Linked DNA regions of Homo sapiens: region 2 is linked to region 1. The links are chromatin loops, found by intact Hi-C in ENCODE. Cell type or tissue: IMR-90. All regions are shown on one strand.

Region 1 (8,000 bases):
GCCGTGGAGATCACCAAGTGCTTTGGTGGACACTTAATACACCATTTCTTGGGCTCTCAAGTACATCACACATAGTAAATGCTAAATAAAGGTCAGTTTCTACCTCCAGGATTAGAGGCCTCTCTCACGCCTATCAGGTACACAGCCGCCTACACTCTAACTACTGTGTAAGCAAGCACGTGTGTTCATCGTACTCCTAGGGAAGGAACTTTCTGCAAAAGTGGAAAATATTTTTTCCAAATTTCACACAATTGTGCAAAATCTCTGAAGAGAAAAAAATTAGCACTTTAAAGCAACAAAGATGAATCATGGTGTTAGAATCACAAGGAGGTGTCGGGCACGGTAGCTCATGCCTGTATTCCCAGCACTTTGGGAGGCTGAGGTGGGCAGATCTCACGATCCCAGGAGTTCAAGACCAGCTTGGGCAGTATAAGGAGACCCCGTCTCTACAAAAAATAAAGAAATTAGCCTAGTGTGGTGGCATGTACCTGTAGTTCCAGCTACTTGTTGGGGGTTCCGTGGGGGAAGGATTACTTCAGCCCAGAGGTTGAGGCTGCAGTGAGCTGTGGTCACACCACCGCACTCCAGCCTGGGCAACAAAGCGAGACCGTGTCTTCAAAAAAAAAAATCACAAGGAGAGATTTCATTCGAGTTTAATAGTAAATGTATTTGTGTCCTTTCTGCCTAATTCCAAGAGCCCTCTCACAATTGTTGAGGAAAAAAAAATCTTCTGATTGTTGGCTGATTTCTGTTTCAGGTGTGTGAATATCCTGATGGAACCAAGTCTTTGAAACTGGGAGACTTTGGGCTTGCGACTGTGGTAGAAGGCCCTTTATACACAGTCTGTGGCACACCCACTTATGTGGCTCCAGAAATCATTGCTGAAACTGGGTAAGACTTCTGGTGGCCCTGGTTAGTACTTTAACTTTGATGAGAAAGGTCTGTTTTGTTGCTATTGCTGCTTGTGTATACAGTTGGTAAGAAAGGTCTGTTTTGTTGCTATTGCTGCTTGTGTATACAGTTGGTAAGAAAGGTCTGTTTTGTTGCTATTGCTGCTTGTGTATACAGTGCCTCCTGTGAAGGTGGAGAATGGAAAGAAGTGAGAGTCTGTTGCCTGCACCATGATTTTGACCTCAGGAAGCAGATTTTATGCTTACCTGGCCAGAGCCCTGGCCTGGACTTGTGTTCTAAGGCCACTCTTGAGAGTATGGCAGTAGTCACCAAGACTGTGGTTAGGTTGGCAGAAACAGATGCCTTTTTCTAAAGTGTGATTCATTCATCTCTATGTGAAATGAAATGAATAATTTAACACTAAAATAATCCTTTTCCTAACAAATAAAGGCAATACTCCAGTACCATGGAAGGGTCTTGGGAGCCATCAGTTCTCTCCCCCTCACCCACTTTGTTTTCCTAGCTATGGCCTGAAGGTGGACATTTGGGCAGCTGGTGTGATCACATACATACTTCTCTGTGGATTCCCACCATTCCGAAGGTAGGCGGCCTTTTGGGCGACGTATTTGAATTGCAAATGTTCTCCCTTGGGTCCAGAAGCAGGTACTTTGCTCCTGGAAGTCGGGACTGTTTGGTCATTAAAAATGCCAGTTAAAAATTACATAAAACGGGGGGAGGGGGGAGGGATAGCATTGGAAGATATACCTAATGCTAGATGACGAGTTAGTGGGTGCAGCGCACCAGCATGGCACATGTATACATATGTAACTAACCTGCACAATGTGCACATGTACCCTAAAACTTAAAATATAATAAAAAAAAAAAAAGAAAAAGAAAAAAAAAAATCAGAAAAAAAAAATTACATAAAACACCTTTCGCTTTTTAATTTACAGCCTATTAATGTATATTCTCATTAGCATACTTTGGGTGTGAGGTGAAGGCCTTTGCTTTGTGTTTGGTTGGTCCTCTGAGTTTCCAGTGTTCATTCTTTCATAAAAATAAACCCATAATACAGTGTCTACCATGTCCAATTTCTCCATCTTTTCAAATGACAGCAAGATTTAAAGAGCCTTGTGAAGCAGTCCGAATCCTTCCAGGTATGTCATCTTCCATTTCTTCATAGTGGTCTCTCTCACTCAATTAGGCAGCAGTTTTTATATCCTCTTTCCAAGCATTCAAGTTTGTTCTCATAGAAACAGGATCTCTTTCTTCTTAAAATTCATTTTATTGGTTCATGTGACATTTAATTAAGAATAGAATTACAAACACTTGTGGTATAAATAGGCCTGGGAATACACAGACTGAGTGAGTCTTGGTAACCATTTGCTTCACATGGTGGGAGCAGAGATGGCCACTGACAATGGTCAGAGTATTTGAGCAGGGCACGGGAGCACACTCATTGGCCTGGCAATCTTTGTGCAGGGAATGAGTGAGGGGCTTCAGCCACAGCTCTTTTGATGAGTTTCATCTCCCCCTCTGGAGCAAATGAATTACTCTGAAGCAGAAGTTCATCTAACCATGCATGTTCTGTTTTCTTCTGAGTTTTCTTGACCTCTTTTCACTTTAATCTCTTCCCTTTGTTCATTTTGTAACTGTCTAATGAGTAGCTACTGTGTGCCAGGCATGATTTTAAGTGCTAGGAATAAAGTGGTGAACAAAACCTGAGGTTGTGGTTTCCCTTAGTTTATTTGACTAGCCATAACAAAATATCATATACAGTGTGGCTTATAAACACCAGAAAATTCATCCTTCCAGTTCTGGAGGTTGAGAATTCCAAGATCAAGGTACTGCAGATTTGGTGACTGTTGAGGGCTCACTTCTTGGTTCATAGACAGCCATCTCCTCACTCTAACCACATACAGTGGAAAGGGCAAGGGAATCTCTGGGGTCTTTTGTAAGGGCCCTAATCTTATTCATGAGAGCTCCACCCTTAACAATAGCATGGCTGCCCAAAGGTCCCATCTCCTACTACCATCACATTGGGCATTAGGTTGCAGCATGTGAATTTTGGGGAGACATGAACATTTAGCCTATGGCATGGTGTTTATAGTGTTGTACTGGGTCACTATGTGAAAAATGGTTTTATCTTCTTTTCCATCCAACATTTTATTGTGAAAACTTTCAAACATACAGAAAAGTTGAAAGGATTATCTTTTTAAAATTCTCGGTTTTCCCATTGCGTTGAACAATTTTCTAATTGGCATTGCAGTAAACATAAGACTGACAGATGTTAGTCTCTACTTTTGAAAGCCTTATGCTATAGATAAAGACACACCTCACAAGACTATTGATCAAAGAGAATAAGCAGAGCATGAGGGAGTGCTTAGTTCAGGGCTGGAAATCACAAGGATGTAGCATTCATGAAAGATGTAGCATTTGAGTGAGACCTTTGTGGTATTAGTGGAGTTTTTGTAGGTGGAAAGATATTTCCATCTGGCCGTCAACATCGTGGTCTTCCACCAAAGTCATTAACTAGGTGGGTTACACAGACTGTAGAATTACTGTACATTTCAGTTAGCTTTTGCTGAGTAACACACTACCCCTGAAGTTAGGAGTGTGAAACAATTGCATGGATCAGTTGAGTGAATCTTCTGAGCTGGCTGGCTCAGCAGGGGCTTGATGGTCTAGGATGACCCCACTTGCACACCTGGTAGGTGGCTCAGTGTCCACTGGGACAAGAGAGATGACTTGGCCCTGTGCTTTCATCATGCAGGGGCTGTCCTGGGCTTCCATGAGAGTGGATGCAAGATTCCCCAAAGCAGCCAGAGACAGGGCAAGTTCTGCTCCCCGAGCACTTCCTCAGCCTCTGCTCACCTCACACTTGATGTGCCGTTAAGCAAATCAAGTCAAACAGCTAACCCAAGAGTAAATGTGGGAGAAAATGAGCTAAGTATATAGTGGGAAGGGAATAATTTGTGGCCATTTTTAAAGTCACACCGGGCCTTGGCTGGTCTCAGTGATGTCATGTTTTGGGAGAAGGGGTCAAGTGGAGAAGGGGAATGCATCTTGATGACAGGTGATCCTGGGCCAGTTACAGTGGAGTTCCCTTCCCTGGCTAACCCAAGCTGGGATCAGCTGGGAAAGGGTCTTGGGTGATGAGTTTGAGCGGACTGTGTGCTCACAACTCCCTCTAGTGTTTGCAGTTGCTGGTGCAGCCTGAGAGTTTTTTCTTTCACTGCTTTTTACTTTTTAAAAAAAGTGAGACTCAAATTGAAGAGGATGCATTTATCATGGATTGATACTGAACGGGGAGCAGCTTTTTTGTGGGGTCTAGAGATAAGTTTAGCTAATCAAAAGCAATAAAGCTACATTCTGAAAGCTGCTGCCCTTATATGCTGCCTTCAGAAGCAGGTCATAGACCTCCAGGTAGCTTTTAAAAATTAAGACAGCGCTTTCCCTCTTTTATATCATATTGTGATGAAAGAGAATCTGTAATGTTAAACGTGTGTTACCAAAGTGTCTTCATGGCATACAGCGACATTCTGGGTAGATTTTATAACCTACTATAATACAGAAATGCATGTCATTAATTACGGACATGGTACTTTAAATTACGGTAAATAAGTTTGGTATAAAGTAGATTGTCTACATTTGTACTTAAAAGTCCTTCACATATTTCAAATAGTCTCTTTGTTTTATACAAAAGACAACTTTAACCCAAAGCATTTAAACTACAATCGTTACTTGGAATTTACAGTTTTAGCTTCTCTGACGATAGCATCTTTCATTCTTTCTTCCTTCAGGCTTTTCAGGTTTTAGTTGTAGTTTGACATGTGTTCTCTTTCTAGTCTTTTTTTTTTCTTTTTTATAGGCAGGATCTTGCTCTGTCACCCAGGCTGGTGTGATCACAGCCCACTCCAGGCTCAAGGAATCCTCCCACCTCAGCCTCCCAAGTAGCTGGGACTACAAGCACACACCACCATGCCCAGCTTTTTTTTTTTTTTTTTTGGTAGAGATAGGGTCTCACTTTGTTGCCCAGTCTGTAAATTTTATTTTTTAATTTTTTTAATTTATTTTTTAAGAGACAGGGTCTCTGTTGACCAGGCTGGAGTGTAGTGGTGCAATCATAGCTCACTGCAGTCTCCAACTCCTGGCTCAAGCAATCCTCCTCCCTCAGCCTCCTGAGTAGCTGAGACCACATGTGTGCACCACTATATTGCACTAGTTGTTGAAGTTTTTCGTTGAGATGGGGTCTTGCAGTGTTGCCCAGGCTGGTCTTGAACTCCTAGCCTCAGGCAGTCCTCCCACTCCAGCCTCTCAAAGTGTTGAGATTATAGGTGTGAGCCACTGTGCCTGAGCCATTTCCCTCTAGTCTTTTTCAACATCAGATTCATCATTACCGAGAAGTAGATTGGTTTTTCAGAGGCACCCAAAATTTTAGTTGTTGTCTAAGCAAGTCTGCTCTTAGGGTCACTGACAAAAAGTATTATTTGTGTGACTATACTGAAATTTTTGTTTCTCTTAAAACACACACAAAATGCTCCAAGTGGAATGTTTGAACATCATTTGGGAAATAGCTTACAACATTTTCAGGTTTACCTTTTCTGAATTATAATGCTTTGTCATTGAAAAGAGAGCGTGTGCACAAACTCTTTTGTTGTTTTTCAAGTTTTTCTTAATGGACATTTTTAGACTTACGGCACCTTGGTCCAAAGGCTATATTGTTTTAGAATTTAAAAATGCCATGAAGGATCTCAGCCAGATTGTGGAGTATCAATGCGATACCGGATCCAGTGTGGATTTAATCAGAACAGCTTTTCTTACATGACTGCTAAGAAAGATAAATTAGCTTTCTATTTTTCTAGTGCGGGGCAGGCCCCAACTGTCAAAGCTCTTGCAACTTACAGTGGATACTTCAGGGTCCCATTCTCATTGCTGAGACACCCTGTGGTTTTGTTTGTTGACTCAGGGTATTTTGCCAAGAACCAGCTGCTATAAATGACTGCTGTGCACACACTTCCAGCTTTTTAGCTATTTATTAACAAAATAAAAGCTGTATACATTAACAAAATATAAGATATTTGAGATTCCAGAAAAAATAAGGGGGAGTTGAGTGGAATAATAGGTAAGGATGACTAAAAAGAATGATTGTGGAAATAGCTCATTTTAAATATCTTTTTCTAACATCATATGTTGGAGCCCTCTGGTTCTCTGAAGTTTTCCACTAAATCTAATAATCTTAGATGTATTCTGTACTCACTTTGAAGGAGCAGTAAGCTGAGTTCACTCAGCAGGGAAATAACAGTGAAAAGGAAAGAAAACATTTTGACACTAAGAAACGCGTGTGCATTCACAGGAAATCACTCTTTGGGACAGTAGTGGTAATCTCTTTCTCTTGCCTGGCCCAGTTATCTGTCCTGACTTTCACTCCTCAGTGTGCCTCTTCACCAAACTCTGTGGACCAGTGGGTGTCCATTCAGCTGGGCTTGCTTTTTTTTGTTGTTTTTATTTTATTTAAGTTCTAGGGTACATGTGCCCAACGTGCAGGTTTGTTACATATGTATACATGCGTCATGCTGGTGTGCTGCACTCATTAACTCATCATTTACATTAGGTATATCTCCTAATGCTATCCCTCCCCCTTCCCCTACCCCATGACAGGCCCCGGTGTGTGATGTTCCCCTTCCTGTGTCCAAGTGTTCTCATTGTTCAATTCCCACCTATGAGTGAGAACATGTGGTGTTTGGTTTTTTGTCCTTGCGATAGTTTGCTGAGAATGATGGTTTCCAGCTTCATCCATGTCCCTACAAAGGACATGAACTCATCCTTTTTTATGACTGCATAGTATTCCATGGTGTATATGTGCCACATTTTCTTAATCCAGTCTATCATTGATGGACATTTGAAATAGGAACACTTTTACACTGTTGGTGGGACTGTAAACTAGTTCAACCATTGTGGAAGACAGGGTGGCAATTCCTCAAGGATCCAGAACTAGAAATACCATTTGACCCAGCCATCCCATTACTGGGTATATACCCAAAGGATTATAAATCATGCTTCTATAAAGACACATGCACACGTATGTTTATTGCGGCACTATTCACAATAGCAAAGACCTGGGCTTGCTCTTAAATGTCATGAATATTTACAAAGCTCACAAACTCTACTCTTTTTTTTTTTTTTTGAGACAGAGTCTTGCTCTGTTGCCCAGGCTGGAATGCAGTGGTGCGATCTCAGCTCACTGCAACCTCCGCCTCCCAGGTTCAAGGGATTCTCCTGCCCCAGCCTCCTGAGTAGCTGGGATTACAGGTGCGCACCACCATGCCTGGCTGATTTTTTTGTATTTTCAGTAGAGACAGGGTTTCACCAAGTTGGTCAGGCTGGTCTTGAACTCCTGACCTCAGGTAATCCACCCACCTTGGCCTCCCAGAGTGTTGGGATTACAGGCATGAGCCATCACACCCAGCCAACTCTGCTCTTTTTAATAGGAGAGGAATGAGGGAGCCATGTCATCACAACAGCCCTAGAATTTATTGCTAGACACTGTCCTGAATGATCTGTTTCTCAGGACACCACGCTTGCCCTTGTTCCCCTTTGAGAGGGTTGGTAGCAAAACCCTGAAGGCTGGGTGAAGAAATTCCAAGAAAAGTTTGCACACTCGCCGGGTAATACTTAACTTGCACTCCTGGATTTTGAAGTTGACTCCAACAGCCCATTCTGAGCTTTCTCATGGGGCCTTGTAATGGCCTGGAAAACTAGTGATGCTGTTCCTCACTCTAGCCATCGATGCACCCACCAAGTGAGGGGGCTGTGGAGGTGAGGTTATATGGGAGGTTGGGGACGTCTTCCCCAGTGGTGTTTCCACATTTCCATGACATCATTCATGAGAAGTCAGGTCAGCCTGTATTCATCAGGCACTAACTGTGTAAGTGCACCTCCGAGGGTGGGTCAGTCAGGCGCAGGTTGGAGGGATGCCCCTGTGAGCTGCTGACATGGGTTTGCCTCAGCCTGTGCCATTCTGCTTGGCATCTTGGGTTGGCCCTTCCTCTCAGACTGAGCTTAAATGAAAGTCAGTTTCCAAGAGTGAACTAATTATTTCATGAATG
Region 2 (8,000 bases), 330 kb before region 1:
CCACGACAGGCCCCGGTGTGTGATGTTCCCCACCCTATGTCCAAGTGTTCTCATTGTTCAATTCCCACCTATGAGTGAGAACATGCGGTGTCCTTGCTTTCTTAAAGGAATGAGGGCAGGTCACCGATGCACATGCACACATGAATTGCTAAAATGGGGAGTTTTTCCTAGCTGAGATTCAACAACAGCTCTCTCTGGCCAGGAAGTGCCACTTACAAGTGCAATCATTTGGGCCCTTAGCATCAGCAACTACAACCCTCAGACTGAACAAACTATTGATGCAAATGTGCACACAGAACCATTTCCAAAGATTCTTTGAAGTTACACATGATTGTGAGGAACATTTTAAGTTTGGAGGGATTTCATCCATTTCAGACCAAACCAAACATCACACCAAGTTAGAATCCTAAGGCATCAAAACAATAGAACACTTGAAAATTTTTCTAAATGACAACTCCAGAGATTAATACATGTGTTTTAGACACACTTAAATGTGCCTCAAATTAGTCTTTATAAAAGGTGTATTATCACATCATCGTTTATATGTAAGTGTAGGTGTCGGCACTATACGTGTACAGCCACTTGGTTTCAGGGGGCACCTACCTCAAATAGACCACCCCACTTTTTATTTTTTCTGGCTCCTGTTTCTTCATAGGAAGTGCACAGAGATGCATGTCTACACACACTTTTACAGGTACTTATACATTCACCTATTTAACACCGTGCATGTTCCTACACGTTAGGTGGATACTCTGTACATGTAGTATATTTACAGATGATTTACTGAGTCATAAAATCCCCCTTACCCTTTCTCAGCATAATAAGCATGAAGCAGTTAAAGAAAAAAAAAAGGAACAAAACACACACAGGGACTTGGCAGAAAGCTAAAAATAACAACGACATTTTTGAAGAGAAAATTGTAGAAGCAGGCTTTAAGGGGGATAAAGTTTTTCCAACACCATGGGAAAGTCACATTTCTTCCTTAGGCTTCCAAACCTTATTTAAGCTGTTAGGCAAACATGAAGAACTGTACCTCAGCTTCTAGCAGCTGCACATGGAGTGAAACCTGTATAGACTACCTACCTGTAAGTTTAGTCTGGGAAAAATAGATATTTTTAATTAAACTTTAATACTTTCAGATATCTATAATAATCCAAGAAGGCCAAGAAATGGTTAATGTGGTGAACCTGGATTTAATGAATAGATAAGCAGAATTTCTTAACAAGCCCACAAATATTCTTGCCAAATTTAAATGTATATCAAATTCAAATTAGATTTTTTAAAAGGTATAACCTGCCATGTATATTTTAAGCTAATCACAGAAAATCTATAGCATAAAAATGCTTTTAATTCCACATTCTAATGTGTTCAGACATTTAGAGTCACAATATTTCAAAATTATACCAATAAGATATCAGCTATTTCTTATTTGGAAGAGGTGTAAAGAACACTTCCCCACCCCAGCCCATTGACCGCTACTGCCGTGTGTAAATTTGCTAGAAAACGTTACAGCAGTGGCAAGAGGGATGTCAGGATCACCCCTCCCTTCCTAGGAGATGATGCTATTGATTAGTTGCAGGAAAGAGGGGCAACATAGTGATCGCTATAGCCAAGGAATCATTTAGCCTTAATAGAGTTTTGTGAAGCCAAAATGGTCACTTGTGTGTTTTTTAATTCATATTAAATTCCTGTTTAATGGTTCACACAATGTTTTACTTCTCTAGAACCTCTTTTATGAAATTTTCATGGAGAAGTAACTCACTAACACTAGGTTGCTTTTGTCATATCCAGTCAAGAGTATGGCTCCAAATACAGCAATTGGCCTTCATTGAATACCGTACAGACAGTGTTATATTTCACACATACCCATGCTGTCCTGAGTTTTTTCCTTCTTTTTTTTTTTTGGTTTACATTTTTTTCTTTTTATTGTGGTAAAATATATATAACATAAAGTTTGTCATCTTAGTCATTTTTAATGTACATTTCAACAACATTAATTACATCCACAATGTTGTATGACCATTATCATATCTATTTCTGAAATACTTTATCATGCTCATCAGAAATTCTATACCCACTAAGTGACAACTTCCCATTCCTCCTTCTCCTCAACCCCCAATAGCCACTAATCTACTTCTATCTGTATGAGTCTTCCCTACTGTAAGTATTTCATGTAAGTGGAATCATGCAATATGTGTCCTTTTGTATCTGGCTTATGCTACTTCAATTAGCATGTTTTCAAGGTTCATCCATGTTACTGCATATACTGGAACTTCATTTTTACAGTCAAATAAGATTCCATTGTATGTGCATATCACATTTTATTTATCCATTCATCTGTTGATAGACACTTGGATTGTTTTCAAGTTTTGGCTGTTGTAAATAATGCTGCAACAAACACTGATGTACAGGTATCTGTTTGAATCTCTGTTTTTGATTCCTTTAAGTTTATAACTTAAGAGTGAAACTGCTGGGGCATATGATCATTCTAGGTTTAACCTTTTGGAGGATCCACCAAACGGTTTTCCACAGCAGCTGCACCATTTTACATTCCCACCAGCAGTTTTCTCCTTCTCAAGCAACTTTATTTTAAGCCTTAGAATAGCCAAGAAAAAAAAGGACGGAATAAAGAATTGGCCTGTATCTCAAAGAGCCAGCCTGTGTAATCTTTAATCTTGTCACACTATACTCCTTTTATAAATGGCCTGCAAAATAGTCCCCATTTTAACACTTGGTTTTGTTTGTGTTTTTCTATTAAATAATCACATGCAATTAAGTAAATATTTCTTCTTTTAGTTCAGTAGCCCATATTATTTCCATTCTCCATGACAGCACTGTGGGAAAGCACTATTTTGGTTGAATGGAAGGAAACATGTCCAAGGCCTATTATTAGTTACCCTACGCATATTCTGGGAATTGTCCTCCGCTCCCCTAAATACCCAGATCCTTCCACACCACCAGATTGTGGTTACACTTTCCAGTCCTTTTCCTCCTTTAAAAAATTTTCCCATGTCATTTCCCAGAGCAATTGCAGGCTGCTCTTCCTGCTGCTGGCAGACTGATTGTCTCATTTAGTGGTGTAATTTTGTGTTGCCTACAGAAAGAATTTCTTCTGCATTAATCTTTTGTCTTAAAATTTCAGGAATAACCTCACTAAGTATACAATTTAGTGGTTGCTAGGAATGTGAACTGCACTTGATTGCAACAAAAGAGACCACGGATGACATTCTTGAAAACTGCACTTTATACATTTTTTTGGTCCATATAGTGCCATCAACTGATGCATTACAAAGTCCTTAGAGAGCAAGAACCCCACTAGAGGGCGCATTCTCAATGTGCGACCAAAAGCAGACCCTCCTTTCTCATATTGCTAACCTACTTAGGAGGCAGATAGAAATCAAAAATAAAATGTTATTATTGAGTGGCTAGCAGGGGCCAGGATTAGGATGAGGCACGTGAGATAGTCCCTCTGGGTGCAAAACTGAATGAGTGCCAAAAATCTTGGTAATCCAGATAAGTAATAAGTTAATGTAATATTTTGAGAAATAAAAATTAACGCAAAAACATCCATGATGAACAACATACCAAAATTTTAAATAAAGATAAGTATTACTGCCTTTTTCTTTTTCCTCTGGCTCTTATATGGCTCAGCACAGCACTAGTGGCTAGAAAGGTTTTCTTTTTGACAAAAGAAAAAAAGAATCACTGTAACATTTCTATGGTTCCATTACTCTACTTCCTCAAATTTCTCTCCCATGGAAATCATTCACACAGAGTCCTGGGCAAAACTGTGTACCAAGTAAAGTTTATCCTGAGGGGGTTCTATCTCTTTTTCCCTGCCCTCATCCCCAAACACCCAGTGTTCTCATGCCGTCCTGACTTCTCAGGGCGTCCCACTTGGGCATCTTAGCTAGACCTGCTGTCTCTAAAAATAGTCCAAACTCTGCACCTCTTCTAGCCCTTGTGTAGCACCCCCCAAAAAAAGAATAGGTCCCAAGGGGAAAAGTAGTTTGATATCAAAAAAGCCTAAGACCATTGAGATAGAGAAAAATTAGTCTTACATAGAGTCGTACAATTCTAGAATAAGATGAGAGCTCTACCAAACCAATTCTGTTTATTTTACTAATAAGGTTAACAGGCTTGGGGGAGGAGCCAATATGGCCGAATAGGAACAGCTCTGGTCTACAGCTTCCAGCGTGAGCGACGCAGAAGATGGGTGATTTCTGCATTTCCATCTGAGGTACCGGGTTCATCTCACTAGGGAGTGCCAGACAGTGGGCGCAGGTCAGTGGGTGCGGGCACCATGCACAAGCCGAAGCAGGGTGAGGCATTGCCTCACTCGGGAAGCGCAAGGGGTCAGGGAGTTCCCGTTCCTAGTCAAAGAAAGGGGTGATGGACGGCACCTGGAAAATCAGGCCACTCCCACCCGAATACTGCGCTTTTCCAACGGGCTTAAAAAACGGCGCACCACGAGATTATATCACGCACCTGGCTCGGAGGGTCCTACACCCACGGAGTCTCGCTGATTGCTAGCACAGCAGTCTGAGATCAAACTGCAAGGCAGCAGCCGAGGCTGGGGGAGGGGCGCCTGCCATTGCCCAGGCTTGCTTAGGTAAACAAAGCAGCCGGGAAGCTCCAACTGGGTGGAGCCCACCACAGCTCAAGGAGGCCTGCCTGCCTCTGTAGGCTCCACCTCTGGGGGCAGGGCACAGACAAACAAAAAGACAGCAGTAACCTCTGCAGACTTAAATGTCCCTGTCTGACAGCTTTGAAGAGAGCAGTGGTTCTCCCAGTACGCAGCTGGAGATCTGAGAAGGGGCAGACTGCCTCCTTAAGTGGGTGCCTGACTCCTGACCCACGAGCAGCCTAACTAGGAGGCACCCCCCAACAGGGGCACACTGACATCTCACACGGCAGGGTACTCCAACAGACCTGCAGCTGAGGTTCCTGTCTGTTAGAAGGAAAACTAACAAACAGAAAGGACATCCACACCAAAAACCCATCTGTACATCACCATCATCAAAGACCAAAAGTAGATAAAACCACAAAGATGGGGAAAAAACAGAACAGAAAAACTGGAAACTCTAAAAAGCAGAGTGCCTCTCCTCCTCCAAAGGAACGCAGTTCCTCACCAGCAAAGGAACAAAGCTGGACAGAGAATGACTTTGACGAGCTGAGAGAAGAAGGCTTCAGACGATCAAATTACTCTGAGCTACGGGAGGACATTCAAACCAAAGGCAAAGAAGTTGAAAACTTTGAAAAAAATTTAGAAGAATGTATAACTAGAATAACCAATACAGAGAAGTGCTTAAAGGAGCTGATGGAGCTGAAAACCAAGGCTTGAGAACTACGTGAAGAATGCAGGAGCCTCAGGAGCCAATGCGATCAACTGGAAGAAAGGGTATCAGCAATGGAAGATGAAATGAATGAAATGAAGTGAGAAGGGAAGTTTAGAGAAAAAAGAATAAAAAGAAATGAGCAAAGCCTCCAAGAAATATGGGACTATGTGAAAAGACCAAATCTATGTCTGATTGGTGTACCAGAAAGTGATGGGGAGAATGGAACCAAGTTGGAAAACACTCTGCAGGATATTATCCAGGAGAACTTCCCCAATCTAGCAAGGCAGGCCAATGTTCAGATTCAGGAAATACAGAGAACGCCACAAAGATACTCCTCAAGAAGAGCAACTCCAAGACACATAATTGTCAGATTCACCAAAGTTGAAATGAAGGAAAAAATGTTAAGGGCAGCCAGAGAGAAAGGTCGGGTTACCCTCAAAGGGAAGCCCATCAGACTAACAGCGGATCTCTCGGCAGAAACCCTACAAGCCAGAAGAGAGTGGGGGCCAATATTCAACATTCTTAAAGAAAAGAATTTTCAACCCAGAATTTCATATCCAGCCAAATTAAGCCTCATAAGTGAAGGAGAAATAAAATACTTTACAGACAAGCAAATGCTGAGAGATTTTGTCACCACCAGGCCTGCCTTACAAGACCTCCTGAAGGAAGCGCTAAACATGGAAAGGAACAACCGGTACCAGCCGCTGCAAAATCATGCCAAAATGTAAAGACCATCGACACTAGGAAGAAATTGCATCAACTAACGAGCAAAATGACCAGCTAACGTCATAATGACAGGATCAAATTCACACATAACAATATTAACTTTAAATGTAAATGGACTAAATGCTCCAATTAAAAGACACAGACTGGCTAATTGGATAAAGAGTCAAGACCCATCAGTGTGCTGTATTCAGGAAACCCATCTCACGTGCAGAGACACACATAGGCTCAAAATAAAAGGATGGGGGAAAATCTACCAAGCAAATGGAAAACAAAAAACGGCAGGGGTTGCAATCCTAGTCTCTGAGAAAACAGACTTTAAACCAACAAAGATCAAAAGAGACAAAGAAAGCCATTACTTAATGGTAAAGGGATCAATTCAACAAGAAGAGCTAACTATCCTAAATATATATGCACCCAACACAGGAGCACCCAGATTCATAAAGCAAGTCCTGAGTGACCTACAAAGAGACTTAGACTCCCACACATTAATAATGGGAGACTTTAACACCCCACTGTCAACATTAGACAGATCAATGAGACAGAAAGTCAACAAGGATACCCAGGAATTGAACTCAGCTCTGCACCAAGCAGACCTAATAGACATCTACAGAACTCTCCACCCCAAATCAACAGAATATACATTTTTTTCAGCACCACACCACACCTATTCCAAAATTGACCACATACTTGGAAGTAAAGCTCTCCTCAGCAAATGTAAAAGATCAGAAATTATAACAAACTATCTCTCAGACCACAGTGCAATCAAACTAGAACTCAGGATTAAGAATCTCACTCAAAACCGCTCAACTACATGGAAACTGAACAACCTGCTCCTGAATGACTACTGGGTACATAACGAAATGAAGGCAGAAATAAAGATGTTCTTTGAAACCAACAAGAACAAAGACACAACATACCAGAATCTCTGGGACACATTCAAAGCAGTGTGTAGAGGGAAATTTATAGCACTAAATGCCCACAAGAGAAAGCAGGAAAGATCCAAAATTGACACCCTAACATCACAATTAAAAGAACTAGAAAAGCAAGAGCAAACACATTCAAAACCTAGCAGAAGGCAAGAAATAACTAAAATCAGAGCAGAACTGAAGGAAATAGAGACACAAAAAACCCTTCAAAAAATTAATGAATCCAGGAGCTGGTTTTTTGAAAGGATCAACAAAATTGATAGACTGCTAGCAAGACTAATAAAGAAAAAAAGAGAGAAGAATCAAATAGACGCAATAAAAAATGAGAAAGGGGATATCACCACCGATCCCACAGAAATACAAACTACCATCAGAGAATACTACAAACATCTCTACGCAAATAAACTAGAAAATCTAGAAGAAATGGATAAATTCCTCGACACATACACCCTCCCAAGACTAAACCAGGAAGAAATTGAATCTCTGAATAGACCAATAACAGGATCTGAAATTGTGGCAATAATCAATAGCTTACCAACCAAAAAGAGTCCAGGACCAGATGGATTCACAGCCAAATTCTACCAGAGGTACAAGGAGGAACTGGTACCATTCCTTCTGAAACTATTCCAATCAATAGAAAAAGAGGGAATCCTCCCTAACTCATTTTATGAGGCCAGCATCATTCTGATACCAAAGCCGGGCAGAGACACAACTAAAAAAGAGAATTTTAGACCAATATCCTTGATGAACATTGATGCAAAAATCCTCAATAAAATACTGGCAAAACGAATCCAGCAGCACATCAAAAAGCTTATCCACCATGATCAAGTGGGCTTCATCCCTGGGATGCAAGGCTGGTTCAATATACGCAAATCAATAAATGTAATCCAGCATGTAAACAGAGCCAAAGACAAAAACCACATGATTATCTCAATAGATGCAGAAAAGGCCTTTGACAAAATTCAACAACCCTTCATGCTAAAAACTCTCAATAAATTAGGTATTGATG

The links. A loop is a pair of places that touch in the nucleus more often than their neighbours do. Peaks named below come from ENCODE experiments on the same cell type or tissue, not always from the same donor. Only the 100,000 strongest peaks of a DNase experiment are listed, where the experiment ranks them.
Region 2: it touches region 1 in a loop (13-fold over the local background); 8 of 110 quality-filtered maps call a loop at or near these places.

The regions. Positions count from the first base shown.
Region 1 is chr4:150,238,985-150,246,984 of GRCh38, forward strand. It overlaps DCLK2 (doublecortin like kinase 2), which reads left to right. Exons shown (of 16, transcript NM_001040260.4): 11 at 758-891; 12 at 1,415-1,492. Among named protein-coding and RNA genes, the nearest start is that of DCLK2, 160 kb to the left of the region's middle. In IMR-90, a CTCF peak has its summit at 4,086 (motif pointing left); DNase peaks (open chromatin) are centred at 4,057 and 5,847; H3K27ac peaks cover 1,942 bases.
Region 2 is chr4:149,911,383-149,919,382 of GRCh38, forward strand. No RefSeq gene overlaps it. Among named protein-coding and RNA genes, the nearest start is that of IQCM, 100 kb to the left of the region's middle. In IMR-90, a CTCF peak has its summit at 3,306 (motif pointing right); a DNase peak (open chromatin) is centred at 3,329.